Regions from separate parts of the Mus musculus genome. Here regions 2, 3, 4 and 5 are each linked to region 1. Evidence: chromatin loops called from intact Hi-C (ENCODE). Cell type or tissue: heart. All regions are shown on one strand.

Region 1 (5,000 bases):
ACCTCAGTCAGCCTATTCATTCCAAGGGCTTGGTATCCATCTTTCCCCTTGGTCTTCATTATGGCCTCTGAAACATTCTTATTTGGAACTAATATATTTTAAATATATATGTATTATATATAATACATATATATCTTTTAATATTTATGGAGATAAAGATTCCATTTTAGAGCATAATAAATATACAAAATAACTATAATAACTAGAGATGTTGAGTTGATGCCTAGCTAACACTGATATCGATAGGAGTGTCCTGCTTCTTAGCATTCTATAATATATTTAACATTATTAAACAAAGCTTGAATTTACAAAATTCACAAGTTGAAATTTTACATTGTGAAGAGTTAAAAGTAAAAGAGCTCATGACCTCTGTCTGTATGTTATTATACAAGCACATTTTGTCATTGATTAATTGGGTGCCTTAGGTTTGTCAAATATACTTTGCACAAAAGTAAAAGAGTTTGAAAGTAAGAAAAGCAACTACAGAGCCAGAGGCAGGCCGATCACTGTAGGTTCAAGGCTAGCCTGGTCATACCTAGTTACAGGACAACGAGAGCTAAATAGTGAGACCTTATCTTAAAGAAAGAAAAAAAGGAAGAAAGAAAGGGGGGAGAGAGAGAGAGAGAGAGAGAGAGAGAGAGAGAGAGAGAGAGAGAGAGAGAGAGAAGTTACAGTTCTGCTTCATGTTTGTGATTATAAAACATTTAAACAAGTAATATTTCCGAAGCTAAATTTAGATTTGAATTGAAAATCATTTTCTAAAAGCAATTTCCAAATATGAGTCACAATTATGCCTCTCCTCTGTCAGAAGAATCAAGGCAAAAGAAAAGAAACAAACAAAAATGCATATTCTCAATGTGTTAAAAGTTTCTCCTAAAATGTTCTTGGCATGTTCACTTTTACCAAAATATTTTATAATTCACTAAAATTTAAATTTGCCTTTAAGACAGCCATTTTCCTTAGATTAGAGAAAATTACGATGACATTGATTGGATTAAATATTCACTTGTGTTATTAAAATCACTGTGAAAACAAACAGACCTATTCAAATGTCTAAAACCTTTGGAAGAGACTGGCTTCTGCAATGTAAATCAAGGGTGAAAATCTGGCTGATTTAATTTAAATTTTAACTGATTTTAAAATGCTGTCTTCTTTAGAGATTGAGTTTCAAAAAGTTGATTCTAAAAACTGACAGATCTTTTATGAATATTTGGGAAATTATCTTTAGCTTTTTTGTAGCCCATCAAAAAGGCAAAAGAATCATAATCGGCATTTTGTTAGTCTATGTGGTGATATAACCGAATCCCTCGGAAAGAACAGACGGAAAATGGTAGCTATTATTAATTTAGAAAGACAAAGCAAAGCCCGGCATTTCAGTAATGTGGAGAGTTGTGTGCTCTTGGAGGAGAAAGGGTTTTGTAATTGGATTTTGAAGTAATTTAGAAGACGAGATAAGACGTAATGGTTGTGTATTAGAGGTTAGAATGACAACAGAAACCCATAATGTGAGGGTTCATTGAACTGGGAAAAAAATACAACAACAAAGAAACGCAGCACTGACGGAAAATGGCCTGAGCGGGAAGCAACAAGGTGAGTATGTGAAGGCCAGAAGGACCCATTCTGAGTAGGCAGGTCAGTCAGCAAGTAGCTGGAGCAGCAGACAGGCCGACAGCAGGATGCTGCTCCTTTCTGCAGTCACCTCTCAGCCCACCACCCCACTCCCACCTCCCCAACACACATCCTTTTTCCTACTGGAGAATTTTCTCCTGTCTTCTCTCCTGTCAGTCATCACCTTGGCTCCTCAGCTCTGTCACCGGCTGGCTCCCAGGTTCTCTGAGGAGATGTCCTGTGACAGTGGCTAAGCTCTCCTACCAGCAGCCATGCACTCAAAGAGCCAGGGCAGCCGACCAGACCTGCCTATCCACATCTGTGGAAACTCATACCCTTAGCACACTGGGGAAGACAAAGAAGACTCAAACAGGAAAATGAAATCCTCCTGCCTTTACAGCCCAATATTCAGTTGAAGTCTTGGGCAAGTAAATAACTTATCTTTATTTTTTAAAATCTCTTTTCAAAGGACACAGTCGCCTAAGCTCCAGATCCCAAGATAGGCCTCGGATGAGTAGCTATTTTGGAACAAATAATTCAAGTATTGGCATTAATCAGAAGAGCTGGCTTCTACAATCAGAGGGCTATTTCTAGCTGGGAGGCTGTTTCCTGCAGGACTGAATTGCTTCCCGGTTGCCGGCACTTGGCTACCCCCTGCTGGGCAGGAAGCTAAGGGCCTGCAGATCACACCATTATGCTCCAGGGTCATCTCCCTGCAAGGCCTGGGACAGAATCCACTTACTACCTGTCAAATTGTTATCACACATTCTTGACATGAGGCTGAAGTGTGAAGTTCCCTTCCATTGCCTAAGAGGTGTTAAAGATTTTTTGTCCTTCCTTCCAAGCTCTTTGTATGCCGGTTTAAGCAGAACAAATCTATTTATTTCTTTGTATGTGTGTGTGACGGTGAGTTTATTAAAAGCACACCCATAACTTGTAAAATAAAATGATGGCATGCTTTGTTTAGCATGAAAAGTGTGCTTGCTTAAACCTCATTTTAAGCCTTCGGTGAGTGAGTCCCTTCATCTTGAGGCAGAAGACATGGATTGTGCGATGAAGACACCAGGCTTTGGCTGAGTGGCCTGGAATGAAGCCTGGTCCTGAGTTTTCTTCTCAAAGCAGCTTATCAATCACTGAAAAAACAAAACAAACAGACTAACAAAAAACAAAAAATAGCCACAAAATGAAGCACGCTTTGGCAAATATAAGATGTGAAAACCAAGTTTAATCAGATCAAGTTTTCAAATACAGATGAATGTGTTTGAATTGTCATTCAAAGTATTTTAACAAAACCCGAACTGAAGGAAATTTGTTGCTGTACTTTTAATGCATATACATTGCTAAGACAGGAAGCCACAGGCACATTTGGAAGACATAGCTTAAAAGTGACTTTAATAAAAAATGGGTAAAATGCAAGGGATTTTTAATTTTTTTAATTCAAAATAAGTAAAATCAGAAGGGATTAGGTGACATCAGGGCAGTGACAGGGAGGAACACGTGAACAGAGGGAGCTTTCAATGACTCAGTGACCCAAGTGTGGCTTTCACACTCTCTCAGTTCTTATTCTGACTTGGGTTTTTTTATTTCACTCATTTTGCAGATGAGGCAGACACTCCAGAGCAATCAAGCAAGAGCTGCCTGTGTAGCACCAGACAGACAGCATCTGTGTACATGAGGCACAAAAGTCAAGGCATACGGTCTAAAGGTACAGCAAGCCTTCTTGCTCTTACCCATGCAAAGTTAGAACCCAGTCTATTCACTGACAAACTTACAAAGGAGTAGGAGGTTTCTATATTCATTGTGCAAGTGTCAGAACACTTAAACTCTAAACCAGAGGCAGCTGCAGAAGTAAATATTAATATTTCTTTCTGTTGGAAGGGAATAAACAAGTGAAGATTTTATTAAATTTCTAGCTGTTTGGGTCCTGTGTTGTGGCTCAAATTAAGGCTGACACTATTTCCAAGTGAGGCTGGCCTTCAGCCGATGATGGTGCCTTCAGCCGTAAAAACCAGTGCAAGAACTAACTGGAGATTTTACTGTACCAGGAGGAGAGTCAGATCTCAAGGATGTGGTACACAATTCACACCTTTACTTAATTGTAAACTCTCATGATTTTTTAATGGTGACCCCTGTGTTCTTGTTCACGTCCAGTTATTTGGTGATGAACAGGGGTGGGTGTGGAACAGAGAAGTCTATCCCTGGTATAGGCAAGGTGACCCTGAACTTCAGTAACCCACTCAGTCAGTTAGAAACTTCAAGTCTGCCTTGCTACCAGATTCTGCCAGATGAAAATCAGTGCTTTAATCTCAATCTCCCCTCAGAGAAGTTAGTGATTTCCTTTCTCCAGCTCTTGGCAATCTGTCAGCCCTGACTCCTTTCTTCTTTTATTTCTTTCATCTTTCCATTTTTCTGGAACACTCATCACCTGCTTTTTGTTCTCAAGAATTTCCTTACAATACATTCATCACCCTTGAGATAGCCGGGATCTTGCTTGTGTTGCTATTTTACCCGGATCTATGGGAAGTACAAAATAAGATAGTGACCCCACCCTAAACTGCAGCATCATATTCTTTTTTTTTTTCTTTCCATTTTTTATTAGGTATTTAGCTCATTTACATTTCCAATGCTATACCAAAAGTCCCCCATACCCACCCACCCCCACTCCCCTACCCACCCACTCCCCCTTTTTGGCCCTGGCGTTCCCCTGTTCTGGGGCATATAAAGTTTGTGTGTCCAATGGGCCTCTCTTAGAAGAAAAAAAAAGCATCTGAAACTAATAGTAAACAACAGAATATAAACAAAATTTAGTAATGAAATCATGATGATGAAAGATGATGAACTTCAGAGATAAAGGGGGAGAAGAGATCATGAAGACAATGGTGACAAGGGGACACATTTTGAGTGAATGAATAATAGAAAACATAATTTGTCTGATCTGTATCAGATGTTATTCTAAATACTTCTGTATATGTAATTTTTTTAAAAAAATCTCCTTAAAAATCTTATGAGCTAGGTATTATTTCTGTTCAGGTGAGACAGTGACCATACCACATGCCAGAGTTCAGGATTGCGGATTCTAAGACATAGTAACCATCCTGACATGCACAAAAAAGGTATACAAAATGGGCTTTTATTGCTTGCAACCATGCTTACAGAAACAGCTTGTGAAAGGAAAGATTCGTTTTGGCTCATGGTTCCAGAGGAATGGAAAAGCAGCACATTTTAATAGCAGCAAGTGCATATGATGAGTGTTCTACACATGGTGGAACCAGGCATAGCCAGCCTTCAAGACCCTCATCTAGCTGCCTGCCTCACCCAGACAGACCACCTCCTAAAGGTTCTCTAGCGTCACAAGTTGGCACATCTGCTGAGGAGCACAAAGAAGGGGACTG
Region 2 (5,000 bases), 1.5 Mb before region 1:
CTAGACCCTTGTGATTACTACAGTGACAGGGTATGGTCCTAGCGGTTAATGAGTAGAGGCCAGCCATGTCACTAAACGTCCTGTTATGTACAGGGCAGGCCCACAAGGAAATGATCTGCCTTGAATATCAATACAGCCAAGCTTGAGGAGACCTGCCTTAGCTTAATCTCTCTCAGTTTACAAATGGGAAAATGGAGTCTGGCGGTGATGGTTTGATATGTGCAAGGATTCATGTGCAATTATTGGCAGAATAAAGTCCCTAACAGCATAGTGCTGTGGTAGAAGCCCCCACTTACTCTCTAACCTTTCCCCTTTCAACCTGCTGCCCTGGAATATTTGTATTCATCTTGCCTCCTTCCTCCTCAACAGTCCCCAAGCTTTCAGTGGCCATGATTTGTTTCCCACAGTTTAGCATTTCAAATTTGCTTTTAGAAGAGCCTGCCTATTTAAGATGAATTGTGTGGGTTCAACCTGCCTCGCTTTCCTCTGCTGGGGAATGGCATTCTTGCAATTTGACACCAGCAATGGGTAGGTTTTTTTTACTGGTCAGCACCTCTGATTGGAAGTTATATAAATCTTTGATTAATTTTAAAAAATGGGCAAATGAGGTAATTGTTACTTCATAAATCTGGCTTAATGAAGAAAATGTTTCTAATTTAGGCACTCACAAAATGAAATGTTAAAAGAGCGGCTTGTGATGAAGAGCGTGGCAGTCTCCTGCCTCCCCTAGTGATGGGATGTGTACTGCTGGGGACTGCCTCTTGCTCCCAGAGCTGCTGGGCCAGGGTTAGGCAGGCAACAAAGGCTTTGGACTCCTTCCCCTTTCTTTATACTCTCCAGAGAGATAAACTAACTGGTCATTACTGGAAGGCAGTGTTTAGGAAAATTCATATCCCAAATATGTATTTAAAAAAACTTTCTATTTCTCTTAAAATTTATTATTATTATTTTTTGAAACAGGGTCTCACTATGTAGCCCAGGCTAGCCTATAACTTACTATGTAGACTAGTGGTTCTCAACCTTCCTAATGTTGCAACCTTTTAATACAGTTCCTCATGTTGTGGTGACCCCTAACCATAAAATTACTTTTATTGCTACTTCATAACTGTAATTTTGTTGTTGTTATGAATTGTAATGTAAATATCCAATATGCAGGATATCTGATATGTGACTTCCAAAGGAGTCCGGACCCACAGGTTGAGAACAATTGATATAGACCCATTTGGCCTCAAACTCAGAGGTTCATCTGTCTCTGCCTCCTAACTGCTAATTAAAGGTGTGTGCAATCATGTCCAGCACAACTCTTTATTCTTTGGTTGTGAGTCTTAGCCTTTAACAATGTGTGTGTGTGTGTGTTTGTGTGTATGTGTGTGTGTGTGAGAGAGAGAGAGATATTTCCAGCCATTATCTTTTTATTCTCTCTCTATTTTTTATTTTTTTGTGTGTCTGTGAACATACTGTTGTGAATAATGAAGTCATCGAGTTAAATAATGTAACTTTATTCTCAACATTTAGCTCATCAGAATCTCTAACATAATGTGAGACACAGTTATTCCTGGTTCTAATTTGAATGGCCTGGGTGGAGTCTAGGAGGGCTAGTGCTTCCTGGCTCGCCTGGTGTGTCTTTGGTGCAGCTTGAATTAAGAATTCATCAGCAGACAACAGCATTCAAATGCCTGCAGAACTTCACTATGCACTGGTTCTTGTGTCTACCATGGAGTTTTGGATTTAATTTACCTAGAGCTCAGCAGCCTTAGCTTTGGGCGAAGGCAGGGGTAAGTGGGGGCGTGGCTCTGAGGAGCTATTAGGAGCCATGCGCCTATATTGTGATATTCACCTGCCTCTACGTCAATAACTTTAGAGTTTATCGGGCAGAGTTACTCTAAATTGCGAGAACACCGATTCTAGTGACAGAAGGAAAAACCCCCTTCAGGGTGCAGGGACAGTAATGTTACAAGATTAGTAATTATAAAGAAAAGCGATGTTTTTCATTGTTGACAAAGGATGAGACCAGCAAGGGGATAGTACTTATTGTGACAGCCTTGTCTTCCCAAGTGACAGAAGATTCGTGAACAGTAGGGAGCTGCCTTTTTGGGGTACAAACAATCCAGTGTAATTGGCACCAACGCTGACAGCCCTGTAGGTTTCCAATTTTACTTTAAAAGGCTGAACCTTTGCCAAGATCTAAGGTCTTCCTCCGATTGGGAGAGCTGAGCTCCCCAGGGTAACCGTTGTGAGGAGCCTGATGCTAGGTCTATAGAGGTCTCCCCCTAGAAGAGGCATCGGGGAAACAGCCCCTGGGCCTGGAATGTTCAGTCTCAGCCACAGTTGGCTTTCTGCTTCTCCACAGAAGCCACTTGGGAGCAGTGTGGCTTTGCTTGTGAGGAAGGCCGCACAGGGAGCCTTCCCGGAACCCACGGCACAGCCGGGGAACCTGGAGTCCCCTGTGATGACAAGTGAAATATTTCACAGAATATAAATCTTTCATCTTGCAAATGTTCCTTTGGTGAGAAATCAGACAGTGGGTAAGGAGTGGGCAGAGTCCTTCCCGGTGAATAAAACGAAAAGGGACGCTTCCTGCCTTTGTTCTGTGACTTGTTAGTGCCAAGTTGTGCTAAAGGAGATTTTTCTGCTTGAGATGGGTTCATTGCCCACAACAGACCCTTTAGCTCACTGACACTATGCATGTGTGGAGCTGGAGCGGAGAGGGGGGAGAGGAGAGAGAGAGAGAGAGAGAGAGAGAGAGAGAGAGAGAGAGAGAGAGAGAGAGAGAGAGAGAGAGAGAGCGCCAGCGAGCCCAGGCCTTCTGGTAAAGGTTAAACAGGAGCATGTGACTTGTATCCTCTCAGTCTTGCTTTCACAAGCACTTAAATAGAGTTGATCTGGGTCTTTGACTTAGGTCCTTAACTATTTATGCAGCTTGCCTCCCAGAAGTCCCATCTAAAGCATCGCTTTATAAAGTTATCATGAGATATCTGTGAGAGGTTATTAGTACTGTGTCCACATTTCTGGGCTCTCGCTGGTTTGTAAGGTCTTTGGGGGTCATTAGAAAGGGAAGAAGAAAGGGAACAGGAAGCTGGGGATGGAAGTCTGGGATGATGGGGCAGGGGTGCAGGGAAGAGGGGCGAGAGAGGATCAGAAGGATCTCCCCCAAACTGTCCTGGCGAGAGGAAGCTGGGTTAAAGAATGGATGCGATCAGCAGAGAAGGTGTCTAGGTTCCTATGAGCTGATGCTCATGGGTAGCTTGGACCCAGCATACAAGCCTACTAGTCATTCTTGCTCTTTGAGTCTCTGAGGAGCAGACATCTGACTAATAAAGATTAGAAGTCAGCTAGTACCAGGCCAACAAGGAAGTGCTTCACTGTAGAGAAAATATACAGGGATACCATGAATGTTTGGGGACTTCACACAGAAAATGAAAGGGGAGTGGATCCCGGGCATCTACAAATGATCTATCTATGACAGAGAAAGTCCTTCAGGTGAGCAGCCCCGAGTAGGGTTGGAGCAGTGACCATGCTCATTGCTTGGTGGGATTTTTGGATTTTTTCTACTGAGGGTTGATATCTGGGAGAGTAAAATCTCTAGATTTGATTGTGCCAGTCATCTGACTGTGAAACCTGAAGGTTACAGACTTCTGCTCCTCAGCAAGGTGTGGGAGAGATGAAAAGCTCTTTCTCTGTTTCTTCCTCCTTGTTTTACACACTGATGCTGCATTTTCCCGTGGAATTCCCACCCACAGGACTACAGTTGCTTTTCCATTGCTGGGAGGGGACACCATGACCAAGGCAATTTAGAAAAGAAGGCGTTTAATTGGGGGTTTGCTTGCTGTTTCAGAGGGTGAGTCTAAGATCATCATGGTGGGGAACATGGCAGTAGGCAGGGCATGGGAGCAATTGAGAGCTGACATTTCATTGTACAAGCAGGAGAGTGGAGAGAGGGGGAAGGAGGCAGGGGTGGGAAGAGGAAGGAACAGAGAGAGGGAGAGGGAGAGGAAGTGAAAACTTGGCCTGCTACAGGTTTTTGAAATCTCAAAGGCCACCTCTAGATACATCTTCTTTCTTCTTCTTCTTCTTCTTCTTCTTCTTCTTCTTCTTCTTCTTCTTCTTCTTCTTCTTCTTCTTCTTCTTCTTCTTCTTCTTCTCCTCCTCCTCTTCTTCTTCTTCTTCTTCTTCTTCTTCTTCTTCTTCTTCTCTTCTTCTTCTTCTTCTTCTTCTTCTTCTTCTTCTTCTTCTTCTTCTTCTTCTTCTTCTTCTTCTTCTTCTTCTTCTTCTTCTCCTTCTCCTCCTTCTCCTTCTCCTTCTCCTTCTCCTCCTCCTCCTCCTCCTTCTCCTCCTCCCCCCTGTCCTCCCCACCCCCTCCTCCTCCTTCTCCTCCTCCCCCCTGTCCTCCCCACCCCCTCCTCCTCCTTCTTCTTCTTGTTTTTGAGACAAGGTTTCTCTGCATAGCCCTGGTTGTCCTGGAACTCACTTTGTAGACCAGGCTGGCCTCGAACTCAGAAATTTGCCTGCCTCTGTCTCCCGAGTGCTGGGATTAAAGGCGCGTGCCACCATACATCTTCAACAAGGTCAAACCTCCTTATCTTTCTCCAAATACTTCCACCAACTAGGTACCAAATATTCAAATCTATGAATATGTGGGGACTGTTCTCATCCAAATCACTACACATGGCTTTGGATCAACCTCCCCTTGAAAGGAAGGAAGGTAACATCACCTATAAACTGACAAACAATTGAGGATCAACCATCCTATTAAGCTGAAAGCCCTCACTCTCCATTTACCTTGAGAACTATGACAGTATTACCTGGCACCCTATAACAAGATCTTAAGTGGTGGTACCTGAATGATCATGTTCAATGGCAGAGCATCTTGGATGGTTAGTGTCTTCATCAGGGATACAGTTGTTGTGATGACCAGACTAGGACCAAGCAACTTGTGTAAGGAATGGCTTGTTGGTTTACACTTCCACAGCATCCACTGTTCATCACTGAAGGAAGTCAAG
Region 3 (5,000 bases), 1.6 Mb before region 1:
AGTTTATATTCATCAAGGCAGTTGTCTCCAGAAACCTTCCTAGTTAAAGCAACTGGACAGATCATAACTTACAAACTTTGCCTTCCTAACACCACTTAATTCTATATATCATAATCAGAAACGGTAAGCCTCGGCAGTAATTTATACAAAACGTATTGTTACAGAGTTATAAATGTCATTAAGTGGTAGACTTATGTCTCAGTGTCATGCAAGTTGAAGCTTGGATTTAAAAGAATTACCCATAATGCAAGATTTCTATAAAAATATTCTTAGTGCTTTCTCCTCCAGGGCGGGCTCGTATTAAAGTTCAGCTTCATTTTACACCTGTTCTCTGCTCTGGGAAGTGCAACCTTTATTTCTCCCTCCTGTTTTTAAAGTCACCTTCTTAGTTCTGGTAGAACATAACTCAAACAACTGGAAACGTTAGGGATGAATTTACAGTCCCTCTGGCTGCTCTCTATCTGGGACAGGAAGGAGCGGGAAGCTGGAGGTAACTTTTCCTGCCATCAAGGGACATCTAGAGAGAAAAGGCGATTAATCGTAAGGTGCCAACTAGTTTTGATTATTCAGGGGCCTGTGGTGGAATCTGTGGATTGTTCAGGCCTCTGGTTTGCCAGTCTGATAGTTCACCCCTCAGTGGCCAGTGGGGCCTGCTATGATGAGTCTCTAATGGTGGCAAAGGAACCATCCTGTTTAGGCCACCTACATTGTGCAAAAATAGGGAAGAATACTTATTTATATGCATATGATCTTTATATATACTTATATCAAGGTAATCTATATATCTATATATCATCTCTATCATGTCATTTACAACCGCTCTACCTATTCCTATATATACACCATCAGTATCTATATTATCTATACCTATACCTCTTTAGCCTTTACAACAACACACCTAGGAGGGAAGTGGTATGTTAATGTGTTAAAATAAAATGGCAAAAGCTTAGTCCAATGAATTAATCTCTTAAACTTTTTATTGTGTGTATTCTGCATGTCCCTCCCTGAGATAAGCTGGCAGGGATGGGGGTGGGTGGGGGTGAGGGAGGAGAGCTGTGCTGTGGTCCCCGCCCTCACTGAACAGGGAGGAAATCAAACATCTTACTTCGTAACCAGACTATAAAATTATGAGAGGTGTTTATATGTGTTCTGAACAAAAACTGTAAGGGATTATGAAGTTCAAGACACATAAGGAAGGAACATGCCCCTTTCTGCGGGGTCCTCTGAGGGGCCTGTTTGGAGGATCTAACCTCTGAGCAGGCAGTTAAAGGACAGAAAACTTGCTGAAGGTTATAGAGATAATCAGGCAGAATTGAGATTCAAACTCAGGCCCGCCAGAGCCTATTCAGGTTCTATTCGAGTTGTCCCACTATACACATTTGAAACAACACTGAATCCAACCTTGGACTCTCTGCCACTTGCTACGATCTCCCCTGGGGTTATGGACTGAGAGCGGGTGTGAATTGGTGGCGGTGAGCCTGCAGCTTCCCTGTGGTGTGCACATCCCTCCTATTTTCTTCAAGGTTCTGTCTGGACTGCACTGGGGCACTGGCTGTATGGTGTCCACCGTTTCTTCTAATTGGGGAAGAAGCCAATTCCAAATACCTGGGAGAAGTTAAGTAAGGAGCTGAGGCCAGAGCTCAGAAACCTCTCCTACCTAGCCCTGTCCAGCCTCCCTCTCACCACTCTGCTCTGCTCCGTGCTGCCTGCTTCAGTCTAATGCTGTCTTGGAGAATGGCAGTCTGCCCTCAGAACTCCCTGACCTACACAGGGAGCCTTGGGAGGGTTGTTGGACTCCGCCCAGAACATTCCCATGTGTTTCCACCCGGTTGCTGTGCTCTTGGTGAGGTACCCTGCTGGACATGGCCACCCAGAGCTGAAATTTCAGCCAGGCACAGGGATGGGGATGGCCTAGTGTAGAAGCAGAAGCAAGAGATGTGTTGTTTCCCCCCTCTGTCTGCTGGTAGAAGGGCAGGGATTAGAGGTGTTGATGACTCTTTAAAAGTTCCACTGTACCCACTCCAAACCCCAGCCTGAGTGCAAAGGAAACTGCTTTCTTCTGCCTGAATTTTTGCCATCAAGCAGCGTTGCCTCTGCCTCAGTGCTCTCGATGAAATGCAGACCTTCTGGGGAGAAGGCGAGCTACAAAGTGCCGGCCACCTTGGCGTGAAGGAGGTTATTGTATCTTAAGTAGAGGAAAATAGGGATAGCAGCTTCCTTTGGTTCCAATTCTTCAGCATCCCCTTTGCAAAAAGCAACAGTACGTTATAGACACTAGGGGGCGCAAGTAGGCCAACAATGGCGCCTGTTACTTTTTACAGCTCTGAGAAACAAAGTTGGCATTATCGCTGTTTTCTTTTTCTTAAGAATCGGAGTTCTCTGAGATGGTATGAGTGAAAGCATTGGCTGCTTTGCTTCCCAGGACGTCCGTAGCCCTCAGAAAATGCAATGAAGAAATATTCAGAATGAAACATGGAAAGCGGATGGATACCCAAGAGATTTCATCAACGGTCTTCGGCACTGCTCTTGGCTGTTTTTAGTATGACAGTTTGTTAAACGTTTCTGAGAGCTAAAGTTCAAATGGGAACAGTGGAAAGGAACTGATTTGTCAAAATGCCTAGCAGTGCCCCTAATGTCACCAAAGTGGGGATGCAAATGTGCATATTTCTGAGTATAGAGAGTAAGCCCACTTGAAGAAAGGAGAAAAAGAAGTCTCCCTCACAGCCAAACACATATCTTACGTACCGTTCAGATGGCTGTTCTTACTGAATAAATCTTACTTAGCAACCTTCCACCAGAGCAAATAATAAATCACTCCCCAAAGCTCCAGGCATCGGGTTCTATCTGGGCAGTAAAACTCTGCAAATGCCCTGACAGCGTTTTGTGAAATCATAATTGCTTAGGGAAAGTGATTCTGGATATCTTAAAACGTACAGAATTAAAGCGAAGCTGTTCCTTTGAGGAAAATTACCCTAATGCTGCGTGCAGTATTCTTTATGTGAATCCTAGATTATAATCCACAGATCCCCATCGTTTCTGGGAAGAGTATATAACCATGCCTAGGTTTTATAGTCACTCCTGTGACCATCGGGGCAGAGGTGCTTCGTTATTTGTATAGTTAGTTTTAAGTGTGTTTATTTATCAGCATTCTCTGGAGAGCCACACCTCAAAACATGTAGTATCTAGCTATCCTTAAAGAAGGGCTGAGTTCTGGGCCCCCAGTTCATGTGTTAAAGTCTTAACATCTCCCCCTGTACCTCAGAATGTGCTTGCTCTCCATGGCTTGATCAGCTTGTTTTCTTATGGCACCCAGGATCACCAGCCAGGGGAGGCACCACCCACAATAGACCGGGCCCATTCTCATCAGTCACTAATAAAGAAAACACCCTACAGATTTGCCTACAGGCCAATCTTATGGAAGCATTTTCTCAGTTGGAGTCTTTCTTCTCAAATGACTCTAGCTTGTGTCAAGGTGACATAAAACTAGCCAGTACGGGACAGGTCATTAGGATGGCCTTGGGTCCAAAGGGAATGGTGTCTTTATAAGAGGAAAATACCAGTCAGACATAGTGGGACTCTGTGAGGACACAGAGGGAGGTAGTGTTGTCTACAAAGGGAGTTCCAGGATACGCAGAGAAACCCTGTCTCGGAAAACAAAACAGAACAAGGCATGCTTCCGCATACTGAAGCAGAGCTCAGAGTTTGGACCATTTTAAGATGAGTAACTTTTTCTTGGTTATTCAAGGCAGGGTTTCACTGTGTAGCCCTGGCTGTCCCAGAACTCTGTAGACCAAGCTGGCCTCGAACTCACAGAGATCAGTCTGCCTCCATCTCCCGAATGCTGGAATTATTAGGTGTGTGTCACCACTACCCAGCTTACAACCAGTAATTTTAAAGTAGAATTATTCAAGACGAAGTCTTTATAGGAACTACCATTATTGGCCTATTACCCACCCCTATTTGCATTGCACATAAGCTTAGTGGGCTGTGCCTGAGGTGACTTGTCTGCATCAATTTCTCCTTCTTGGGAAGTGGGATGTTGCTAAGTGTGGTCCTTCCTGTCCTAGCCCAGCACATCACAGGCACTCACCTCCAAGCCTTACAGAGGTCAGCGAAGCCACCCGCATCTTTGTCTTGTTTTCACCCACCCAACAGCAGGGCATTGTTCCCCAGCTCAGTGATGGAAGGAGCCCTCATTGCCGCCTTACAAGCTGGAGAAGGTCCAACAGTGTTATATCAAATACCCCAGGGGTGGGTGTGGAGCTAAGTGCCTAACCACATGAAAGCGCCGGCCTCAGCTCTCATTTGAGGAGGTTTTCATGTAGTTTTAATCTGGCTGCCTTCTATCACCAGATTTACTCACTGGATAAGAACTTGAATGAGAAGTCAGGAGGTGGGGGTCAGGCCTAGTCTGAGTCATGGTCACCATCTGGAATCGTGGCTTCTTCCTGTAAATGGTAGGTGCCCTTGCGGTCTTCCTTACAGTGCTAACATCCTCTATGGTAATTGATATTTCAGGCCAGTGGGCAAGGGCTAGGCTTCAATGACTTTGTGAAACATTGCTGCCTTGGCCTGGCAGTCTGGTGCCTAGTGTCACCACCCAAGGCTTTTAAGAAAAGGTGTGTATGTGTGTATGTGTGTATGTGTGTGTGCATGTGTGTGTGTGTGCATGCATGTGTGTGCACACTTGTACATATGAAGGTGTATGTGTACATATGTGTGTGTATGTATGTATGTGTGTATGTGTGTATCTGTGTATCTGTGTGAGTGTATGCTCACATGTATAGGGATGCATGCCTGTGCACACACAGAAGTCAGCATGGGGTGTTGCAGTCCCTCAGAGCCGGAGTTGCTGTTAGCTGGGCTGCCCAGCTTGTTACCTGGGTGCTGAGATCTGAATTTGCTCCTCCTGACTGTGCAACAAACACTCATACCTGCTGAACGCCAGCTCCCCAAGACCTGAAAACCCCCTCAGGGTATCAGAGGCCCATCTTATGGTG
Region 4 (5,000 bases), 870 kb after region 1:
TGTGCATGTGTTTGTGCATGTGTGCATGTACACGTGAGTATGTGCATGTGTGTATGCATAAGTGAATGTTTGTATTCACATATGTATATGCACTTGTGTGTAATATGTGTGCACATGTGTGCATGTACATATGTATAAATATTATTCAGCTCTAAAGAAAAATATAACCACAAAATAAGCAGGAGATAGAATGACATAAAAAGTAAGTGACAGCCGGGCAGTGGTGGCACACGCCTTTAATCCCAGCATTTGGGAGGCAGAGGCAGGCGGATTTCTGAGTTTGAGACCAGCCTGGTCTACAAAGTGAGTTCCAGGACAGCCAAGACTACACAGAGAAACCCTGTCTTGAAAAAAACAAAAACAAACAAACAAACAAACAAAGTAAGTCTCAGAAAGAAAAACTGAATGTTCTCCTTCATATGTGAAATCTAGCCAGGTGTGTGTGTGTGTGTGTGTGTGTGTGTGTGAAATGTACACGTGGGCAAGGTATAAATGCAGAAAAGAGAACAAGAAAGGCTCCATATTAGAGGAATAAGAAGGACTGAATAAAAAATCCCTCAGCCATGTCAGAGGATATAAAGTTTTGCTACTTCTAACTCTACTGTAGACTGTTAGAGGTTGGGGTGGATACGATACAGTCAAGAGTGGAAGTCTGAGATCCTGCGTGATGCTTTAGAACGGCTACTCTGTGTAGAAGAGGCTCGCTGAGATGCGTTGACTCTGGGTTTGTTTAAAGTCAATATGTGATTTTTTTTTATTTGCAAGGTTTTTATTGCAATGTTCATTTAAAAACAAGGATTATCCTAAAGTGCAGTTGAAATTCTTGAGAGAATGGGAAGGCCTATTTTTATAGAGATTTCAATTGTCCAGAAAATAAAAAGCAATTTTTTAAATTTTGTATCTGACTGTAAATGATTACACATTCTTGAGGTTTCACAAACAACTTAGACAGAAAAAAGCTAAGCATTTGAAAATGTGTTGTAGAACCTTCAGGGACACACTGTGGTGATTAGTGTTGATTGGCAAGTAGACCGGGTCTAAATTTACCTAGGGAAACGGGCCTCTGGACGAGCCTGCAGGCAGGGGTGGGGGAGCGGTTGGGGGGGGGGGCATCTATAACGCAGAACTCAGAGTAAGCAGATCCACCTACTGACCTACTGAGGTTGGCACCATTTCCTGTCTGGGATCCGGACAATATAAGTAGAGAAAGGATCTGAGCAGCGGTGGCATTCATTCCCGTCCCCTCCTGCTTGTGGGTACCATGTGACCCGCTGCCTCAAGCTCCTGCAGCCATCATGTTTCCACCATGAAAGGCCTTAAACTGTGAGCCACAGGAAACCCCACCCCCCTTAAGTCACTGTCCTCAAAGTACTTTTTAACAGTAAGAGAAAAAGAAACCAACATGTACATATTACTCAAATCTGTCCGGGAAGTAACATTTTAAAGCAGATTCCTGTCTAGTAAGAAAATCATCAAACTCTATTTTTCTCAAAGTATGATGTTTAAAGTAAATTATAAAGAAAGGTAATTCCCTACCAATGTTCCTGGACGTTCAAACTCCCAGTTCACACGCCTTTACTGAACAACCTTTAGGGGTGGGGTGGGGAGGGCTATCTCACTTGCGTGTCATTTTCTTTACTACTATAAATATAAAAATCGATTTCATAGAAATCCTGGGGAATACTCATGGGAACTAACAGAAACTTCTTAAAGGAAAATTTTAGGTTATGGTTTGTATATTAATAAAATATAACTTTGATACTTAAGGTACCAAATATTCAATCAATATTTGTCTGGGTATTGTTTGTAACAGTTACGCGTTCTGTAATTTAATTTAATTTTGAGACACGGTGTTACATATGCAGGATGGCCTAGAACTCACTTTGTGGTGTATAGACCTTGACCCTCCTGTCTCTGCACCAGTTTTTTATACAGTGCTGGGTGTCAAACCCGAGGCTCATGATTTCAGACAAGCACTCTAGCAACTGAGATATATACCCAGTCCCATCAAGTTTTAATCACTTTTTTTTTCCTGTCTTCCATGAAATCCAAAAATAGTTTCTACTTCGTTTTTAAGAACACAGTGCAAAACAGGCAACCTGCGTTCTCTTGCTGCCACCTAGTGGTCGAGATTAGAAAGTGCAACCGTGATAAATCAGACGGGTGAGCATTACTGTGTAACTACATAAAAACGACTCATACACAGTCTTTTTTAAAAAAAAAAAAGACAAAAAAAAGAAAAAAATCCTTCTTTAATGTAAAAAAAACCCTTAATGAATAATTTCAATTTGATAATACTGCTTTGTATTGCTCGAAACGACCCTGTATGTTAAGTTCATTTGAACACAGAGAAACCTAGCTTCCTCCTTTCTGAGGCATAAAGTTGCTACTCAATAAACAGGAGCAGACAGTAAGCAGTAATAAACACTTATGTTCCCCAACTACATTGTTACTAGTTGTTCCATCAAATGATAATCACAAACAAATTAAATAGAAAACAGATTTGAAAGTATGAACTGTAGTCAATGACCTCAGGTTTTCTATAAACAGCTTGTTCTATATGACCAGCAGGAATGGGAACCATTAAGTCCAAGGAATGGATTAATTTCCTGAGAGAATGGTGACATTTGAGATAAGGTCTTTTGTGGTCCAGGTAGCCTTGAACTTGCTACATAATCAAAAACCCTGATCCTCCTGTCTCCACTTTTGGGATTACGGGTATCTGCCATGATTCGTTCTTGCTTCAGAAAGAATTACTTTGGTTTTGGTAGTGTTGTTGTTGTTGTTGTTTCGGTGGCAGTGGTGATGATGATGGTGGTGGTGGTGGTGGTGGTGGTGTGTGTGTGTGTGTGTGTGTGTGTGTGTGTGTATCACAGACAACCTTGGGTGTCAATCTTCATGCTGTTTGAGGCAGGATTTCTTTTCTTGTTTCCTGCTGCAGTGTTCCAGAGTCCCCAAGATTTTGAACTTCTCCCATCTCTACCTCCAATCTCACCATAAAAGAGCTAGGGCTACAGACACATACTCTATCTCCAACTTTATGAAGTTTCTGGGGGATTCAAACTCAAATCTTAGTTCTTGTGCAGCAAGAACTTCACCCACTGAGCCGTCCTCCTAGCCCGGAATGTCTTATGAGGAGTGTGAATGGATATGGTTTGCCTCCTGAATGGGTAAAGTTGCCTGAGCTGGAGAACAAAGTGTCAGACAGTTTTACAGTTGTTATTCTATTTCCTCCTTACTGATAACATAGCAAAGCACAGTACCAACAACGTGACATGGTGCCAATGATGCTTGGAGGTTAGTATATGCATGTAATTCTGGCACCATGGAGAACCAAGGTAATGCTACCTAGAGGGGATTTGAACCTGCAAGGCACCTTTGCTGAATCAGCAAATGGCTCCCCGGAGAGGCTCGGGTGTTCTCCACCAAGACTCTTTTACAGGTAGTTCATTAAAAAAGCTTAAGCCCGGGCTGGCGAGATGGCTCAGTGGTTAAGAGCGCCGACTGCTTTTCCGAAGGTCCAGAGTTCAAATCCCAGCAACCACATGGTGGCTCACAACCATCTGTAACGAAATCTGATGCCCTCTTCTGGAGTATCTGAGGACAGCTACAGTGTACTTACATATAATGAATAAATAAATCTAAAAAAAAAAAAAGCTTAAGCCCAGGACAGGAGTGGTGAGGGCAGCAGCTCCCTCATAGACTCCCATGCTGGTCTTACTCAGCATCATCTTAGACAACATCTGTCTATGTCTGTTACCTTACCTGTGAGTAGAAAATCGCTTCCACTTTAGCTGGTTTGTTGGACCACACGGGAGAGAATACAATGGCTAGTAAGAGGGATGTTTGTTAACCACTGCAAACCCACGTCCTCACACATGGGTGCCGATATGACAATAAGTCCGGAGGCTTTGATGGAGGCAAGCACAGGAATAGCTTAGGCACCTGGGACCCTAATGAGCTTGGGCTATACACACCACTTTCCTAATACACCTAGCAACCTCAGCCATGCATCTGCACATACAACTCATTTCCAACCCTGCAAAAAAGTCTCTTTTTCATTGCAACTCCCTAGTAACCCTCCTATTTAGAATTTAGAACATGCCCTGGAACATATCCAGAGACTGCAGACAGGAAGCCAACGTAGTCTGCACTGGATTTGGGTGTATGCACACAGTAAGGCAAACTGTGCTCTCTGAGTGGACTTTTAGAGAGCCCCGATTTACCACATTGTGCCTATGTATGGTATATGTGCACGGGAGTAGAAGCAGATGCATCATGTGAAAGGACACATACCATGAATGCAGCCTACATAACCAAGCCTGTCAATCAATCAAGAGAAGCATCCACACTCTGCCCCTTAGCTACCAACTCCTCCTGTGCCCCATAACAGGAAGCCCAAACAATAAGCAATGCTCTTAGGCACTCTGGCTCAAGCCATCTGCTGTTCTCTTACAGAGTCTCCTACACTGCCCCTTTAAATAAAATTCCTTAGTGCCTTGCTATTTGTATGGACTGTTTCAATTCTTTGCATAAGATGCCAAGAATTTGAAAACATCTCATCCAGACAGGACCACTGGCAACAGCTTTGAGCTGTGAGAAGACATGGGTGAAGTGTCAGTGCCTATTGGTAAATGAAAGTAGCCGATCTGAAAGTGTGACACACAAACCCCAGTGAACACATACAGAAGTCCCATTCAGAGCAAACGGTAGATGGAATGTGCCCTGTTCCATTGTAAGCCGTTTCTTAAACTTAATGACCTATACCTTAACTACAGATATCAATAAAAGAAAAGCACTGTGCCTGGGTCTCACCTGTGTCAATGACAACTGGATACCTGAGATAACATTTATTCTATTTTAGTCATTGTCTCATAAGAAAGAGAAAGAGTGCTCAAGTCGATTGTTATGAATAATAAAAACAGAGCTTTCATGCTGAGAATAAACCCATAGCCTTGCATCTGACAAGCAGGAGATATATATATGTGTGTGTGTGTGTG
Region 5 (5,000 bases), 870 kb before region 1:
TAATGTTTTTCTTGAAGTACAAATTCCAAGCCCCCACACTCCAGGAGAACCTCAAGAGCAACCACAACATTTTAACAGGCATCTTAAACTGAGGTGACAGATGATAAACACTTATCATTTTGTGAACACAGCTGCCAAACTCCATTGATTAACAGGACTTTATTTGTGTTGGGCTGGCAAACACACATACACACACACACACACACACACACACACACACACACACACACATTTTACCTTCAGAGGTGCCTCTTTAATTTTGAGAAATTTAGGTCTGACTCATCAGTGGGAACTTTTGAAACAAAAACCTAGTTCAGGATGTGAACTCTGCAGAGAGTTCCTCACAGGAGAACAAAAAGTTACAGGAATGTCTCTGAGACTACCAACAGCCAAGATGAACACTGCTTGCTTTAGAGGCCTCCCAACAGGGTAGGTGATAAACAATAGGGACCAGGAGCTCAGGCTGCCTCTTTCTTATCCCTGCATTCTATCTTTGGGAAGATACTGTGAGCCATGAAAGGAAAACAGAAAGGAGAAGGACTGCATCTTGAAGAGCAGCAACAGCGGCTAGAACACTAGTGTTCTGCAAAAGCCGGAATGCTACTGTCTTTTTAAAGGAAACATCTGAAATAAACTTAGGGTCAGGCACATCCAGAACAGCACACATACCACAGTAATTTATGTCACAGTAACTTTCTGAGATGCCGTGAACTGCCTCTGCACCTTTCCTTTTACTAGATGATTGATTAATTGCTGCCTTGCTAGAAGGGTTTTTTTTTGTTTTGTTTTTTGTTTTTTTGGGGTTTTTTTTTTTGGCTACTATCTTACAATTCTGTACATCTGTCATTTCTCTCAGCAAGCCCCAACTGTAATAACTGTTTGCTAATTGTAAAATCCTTATCCAGAATGAGGTTTGAGCAAACAATTCATACTACTGTAATTACATTGTAAAAGTGTTTTAGTTGCTCAATTGTTCAGAAGTAATCTATGAAGGCCTGCAAGTAGCACTAGGTTCAGGTACACATTCTTAAGTGGAAAGTTTTCAAAACCAAGAGAGCTTTATTTTAAACTCACAAGTTCAAACTATCCTCACCTTTAAGGGAAACCCTGTTGGTAGATAATTAAAGTGTGCTTTAAAGGTAACCTGACATCACTTTAAAAAACCAACAGCTTTGTCCTTGCTTTGAAGATTGTGCTTATGTTCCTTTGCCACCTAGACCGGTAAACAAAACAATTTACTGAAAAGCAGGAACTCCAAATAAATCCTAGCCTCAAAAATATGTAGTTTATCAAAACTGACCTTGTTCAAACATGAAACCTTTGCGCAGAGTTAAGGAAACTTTAAGCCCATTACTTAAGTCTGCCTGAAACTCCCTTGGGCTCTTAAAGGCTAGGTCATATACGTGTATTTTACAGTAAATTTCTCCCAGTTAAATTGCACTTAGACGATTTCCCTTGCGATTCATTTAAGGATTGTAAACATAGCCATGCCCACTGTGGTGTCTGGATTGAGTGTCCTGCCCCCCCCTCACCCCCGTGGGAATTTCACCGGTGCTCTGTAGGCCTCTTGGGGTGATGACACTCACACCCTGCAAGACCCAGCAGCGGTGGACCGCCACTCAGGTTTGGGCCGCATTGGTCTGGAGCTGGGGAAGGGCTTTTAGGCTGTCTGTCCAGCTCAGTAGGTTCTATAATCCGCGGAGAAGTGGCTGTTTGGCCCAGCCAGATCAGCTTCCTTAAACTTGGCGGGGAAATCTCCTTCCAGTGAGCAGGAGGTAATTCAAGGCTCTTCCATGCCTGTTTTTGACGCACAAGTCTGTATTAATCTTCTAAATGATACACGGGGCGTTTGTGCAAGAAAAGAGCACAAGGATGTGATGGGGAAACTAAAAGCTTCAAACTTGAGCGTCAAAACAAAAAGGACACAGAGAGGAGACACAGAGGCACATGATGAGGGGTCGTGGGGCCTTTTATTGTTTTAAACAGTCGGATCTCTTTCGAGGCAAAGCCCATTGAAGGTTTGGGGTGAACATATGTCAACCTTCAGGTGTTCGTTGTTGGGGGCGGAGTGCTGGGCTGGAGGCCCGCACGCCTTGTCTGCTAGGCTTATCCCACGCGCACTGCCGCTGGTGTGAACTAGCCCGGCGCTGACTCGTGCAGACTGCTAAAAGCTGTCTTAGGAGGCTCCGTTGCTCGATAGAACCTGATTCCAAATCTAGGTTCTAATGTTTACCCTGTATCCCCTGTTCCGTAGACACCCTCTCAATAGAAACTTGAATACTGGCTGAAGAATGGAAACAGGTCTGTGACTTTGAACCTAAGAGTTGGCTTCAGTACCTTTCAGAGATGCTAAACCTTTTCCAAACAATCTCCGCGTGAAGGAAGCCTCCCTAGTCTTTCTCAGAACTCTCCTCAAAACCTTCCCCGGCCCCTGGGGTGAGGGTTCGGTCCGCAGCTGGCGGTGGGATGGGGGCGGGGGCGTTGGGAGCGTAGGCTGGCTGCTTTGGGGGAGAGAGCCTTTTGGCCACCTTCAGGGCGGGAATCCGGAATGGCAGTTTGCATTCCCAGCAGATCGAAGCTCCCTGCTGATCGATTATTTGATAATTGATTTTCCCCGCAGCCAATGCGCGGCTGCCTGGGCGGGGACGCCTTCCGATTGGTGGAGCTCTCTCCACGGCTGCCTACCGAGATTTGGGTGAGCTCATTTTCCAGTCGACCGCAGGGGGAGTTTTCTGCGAGGTTTCAGCTGGGGGGTGAGGGGAATCCTCTCCGAGCCCAGCGAGCTGAGAGCCCTGCCTGGGATGTGAGGTTTCCAGCTGCTCCGAGAGCTACTGTGACTGAGCAATCTAAGCCACGAGAGCCGGGCGCAGAAACATAAAGAGTAAAATAACCCCCACTAGATAGAGTAGCTGAAGAGTGAGAATAAAAAGACTCAAAAAACAATTTTAAGTCCAGGGTGTGGTATTTCAAGAGAGAAAGTTAAAAACCACTGGCTGGTTGGAGACTTTAAGTTGTGGGCAGGGTCAGCTTTTGTCTGAAATCTCAGCTTCCGAAGTGGATTTCTTTTTCTCTGGAACTGGGAGCTTTCACGGGGCTGGGTTCGGAGATAGACAAATTGAGAGATGGAGGTCTGGGAGGCCGGCTCCGGGCGTCGCCGCTGAAAGAGCTGGGGGTGGGGGGTGGGAGGGAGCGCAGCGTCTCCAGGCCCGAGCAAGGCCGAGGCTGGAGCCCCTCGGCGTCGCCCAGACAAAGGCAGCCCCAGCCGCAGCGCAGCGGAGCTCTGCAGCTTCGCCGCGCCCCGGGCGCACGGCTAAACTTGCCGGTAGCGCAATCGAGAAAGAGCCTCGGGTCCCGGGGCTCCCAGGCCCCGGCCGCCCGCAAGGTCTGGCTGCTTGGTGCCCGCGTTGAGTTTCGTTCTCCAGCGGTCATAAATAGCTCGGTGTTTGTAAACAAGCGCTGGGGGCACATTCCCGGCGCTCGGCTCATTGTTCCCTCCCTTCCTCCCTCACTTCGCGCGGCGGCTGGGGCTGAGGGCTGCAAGAGAGGAGGTGGGGACGTCCGGACTCAAAGTGACAAAATGCAAGCATTTCCTTTCCTCCGGCCCTACGTCCACTTCTGACAGCGGGGGGAGAAAAAAAAATAAAGAAAGAAAGAAAAAACCCAAACCAAAAGAAAAAAAAGAAAAGAAAAGAAAACCTCTAAGCTGAGTCTGCAGAACGCCCGGGCGACCGCTACCCCACGTTCTCAGGACTCTCGAGCGGAACCTTTTCCAGTCCAGTTCCAGCTCCTCTTCTTGCTCTGGCTTTGACTTTTCTCCTCCGGGAGTCTAGCAGAGAATCCAGTACTTTTGGCATCACCCCCACCCCGAAAAATACTGGCAGACCCCAATAATTTCGAGGAAAGTCTTGAAGTCTTTCATGAGCGGAGCCCTGAGCGAATTAACTCCGGCATCTGCCTGCCCTACGTTTATTCCCGATTTATTTCAAGCGTCCGCTTTGGGAAGAGAGGCTGGAAGGGGACGTAAAGCCGGCGGGTTGGGAGCTGCAGCCTGTATTTGTGTGCATGTGCCCTGGGTGTGTGGTGTTAGTGCCTGGGCGTGCGAATTTGTGGAGTGTCTTTCTGCCTCTCCAGTGCGGCCAGAGCTCGCTTCGCGCACCCACCCCTGCCGAGGAGCCTACTTGCTGCAGCCCAATGCATTGTGTAAGACGCGACCTGTTATGGCCACCACTACTTCCGGGTTCTAGCATTCTGGTCGGAATCCACCTCTCCGCCTGTGCAACACACACTTTACACACGCACGGCGACTGCAAGCGGGCAGCATCGATCGTGGCTCCTTTAAGACAAACTCAGACAGACATTTTTTTAACCCTCCTCTCTAATCTCCCTTCAGTGCAGCAGTTGCAAAGAGGGAGAGAGAAAGAGAAAGAGAGCGAGAGAAGAGAGAAACTGATTAGGAATTAGGACTGATTCAAGGAAAGCGGGCGCTAGGGCTTTGTGCATTTGAATATTAACATTTGAGGTGTTCTGACCAGAAGAAGACAGAACGGACGATCATTCATTCACCACGTTGACAACCTCGCCTGTGATTGACAGCTGGAGTGGCAGAAAGCCATGAGATTTGGTAGTTGGGTCTGAGGGGCGCTCTTTTTTTTTTTTCTTTTTCTTTTCTTTTCTTTCTTTTTTTTTAAACTGATTTTTTTGGGGGGGAGAGAAGATCTGCTTTTTTTTTCCCCTCCCACTGCTGTCTTGGTGGAACCAGAGCGCTTTTATGCTCAGCGACGCGGGCGCCTTGCTTCAGGTCCGGTAGACCGAAGATCTGGGACCAGTAATTCACACTGCTGGAGACGCAAAGGGATTTTTTTTTGTTATTGTTGTGCTTTATTTTTTTTTCCGGGGGAGTTTGCATATTTGTTTCTTTTCACACTGGCCTTAAAGAGGATATATTAGAAGTTGAAGTAGGAAGGGAGCCAGAGAGGCCGATGGCGCAAAGGGTACGTATT

The links. Hi-C counts contacts between places; a loop is a spot of excess contacts. Peaks named below come from ENCODE experiments on the same cell type or tissue, not always from the same donor. Only the 100,000 strongest peaks of a DNase experiment are listed, where the experiment ranks them.
Region 2: a loop joins it to region 1, with 3.0 times the contacts of the local background. A loop is called at or near these places in 2 of 42 quality-filtered maps.
Region 3: a loop joins it to region 1, with 11 times the contacts of the local background. A loop is called at or near these places in 5 of 42 quality-filtered maps.
Region 4: a loop joins it to region 1, with 3 times the contacts of the local background. A loop is called at or near these places in 2 of 42 quality-filtered maps.
Region 5: a loop joins it to region 1, with 5 times the contacts of the local background. A loop is called at or near these places in 11 of 42 quality-filtered maps.

Annotation. Positions count from the first base shown.
Region 1 is chr11:18,149,237-18,154,236 of GRCm38, reverse strand. No RefSeq gene overlaps it. Among named protein-coding and RNA genes, the nearest start is that of Gm12018, 56 kb to the right of the region's middle. In heart, a CTCF peak has its summit at 2,262 (motif pointing left); a DNase peak (open chromatin) is centred at 2,276; H3K27ac peaks cover 1,396 bases.
Region 2 is chr11:19,668,669-19,673,668 of GRCm38, reverse strand. No RefSeq gene overlaps it. Among named protein-coding and RNA genes, the nearest start is that of Gm39601, 52 kb to the right of the region's middle. In heart, a CTCF peak has its summit at 2,359; no DNase peak of the experiment used is centred here; H3K27ac peaks cover 727 bases.
Region 3 is chr11:19,758,536-19,763,535 of GRCm38, reverse strand. No RefSeq gene overlaps it. Among named protein-coding and RNA genes, the nearest start is that of Gm39602, 18 kb to the right of the region's middle. In heart, a CTCF peak has its summit at 2,276 (motif pointing right); no DNase peak of the experiment used is centred here; H3K4me3 peaks cover 292 bases; H3K27ac peaks cover 252 bases.
Region 4 is chr11:17,277,177-17,282,176 of GRCm38, reverse strand. No RefSeq gene overlaps it. Among named protein-coding and RNA genes, the nearest start is that of C1d, 22 kb to the right of the region's middle. In heart, a CTCF peak has its summit at 2,119 (motif pointing left); no DNase peak of the experiment used is centred here.
Region 5 is chr11:19,018,212-19,023,211 of GRCm38, reverse strand. Meis1 (Meis homeobox 1) reads left to right here and starts at 4,243. Exons shown (of 12, transcript NM_010789.3): 1 at 4,243-4,991. The coding sequence starts at 4,980. Gm16141 (a long non-coding RNA gene) reads right to left here. Exons shown (of 3, transcript XR_381070.4): 3 at 4,882-5,000. In heart, a CTCF peak has its summit at 2,720; DNase peaks (open chromatin) are centred at 2,211, 2,721, 3,441 and 4,171; H3K4me3 peaks cover 3,774 bases; H3K27ac peaks cover 5,000 bases.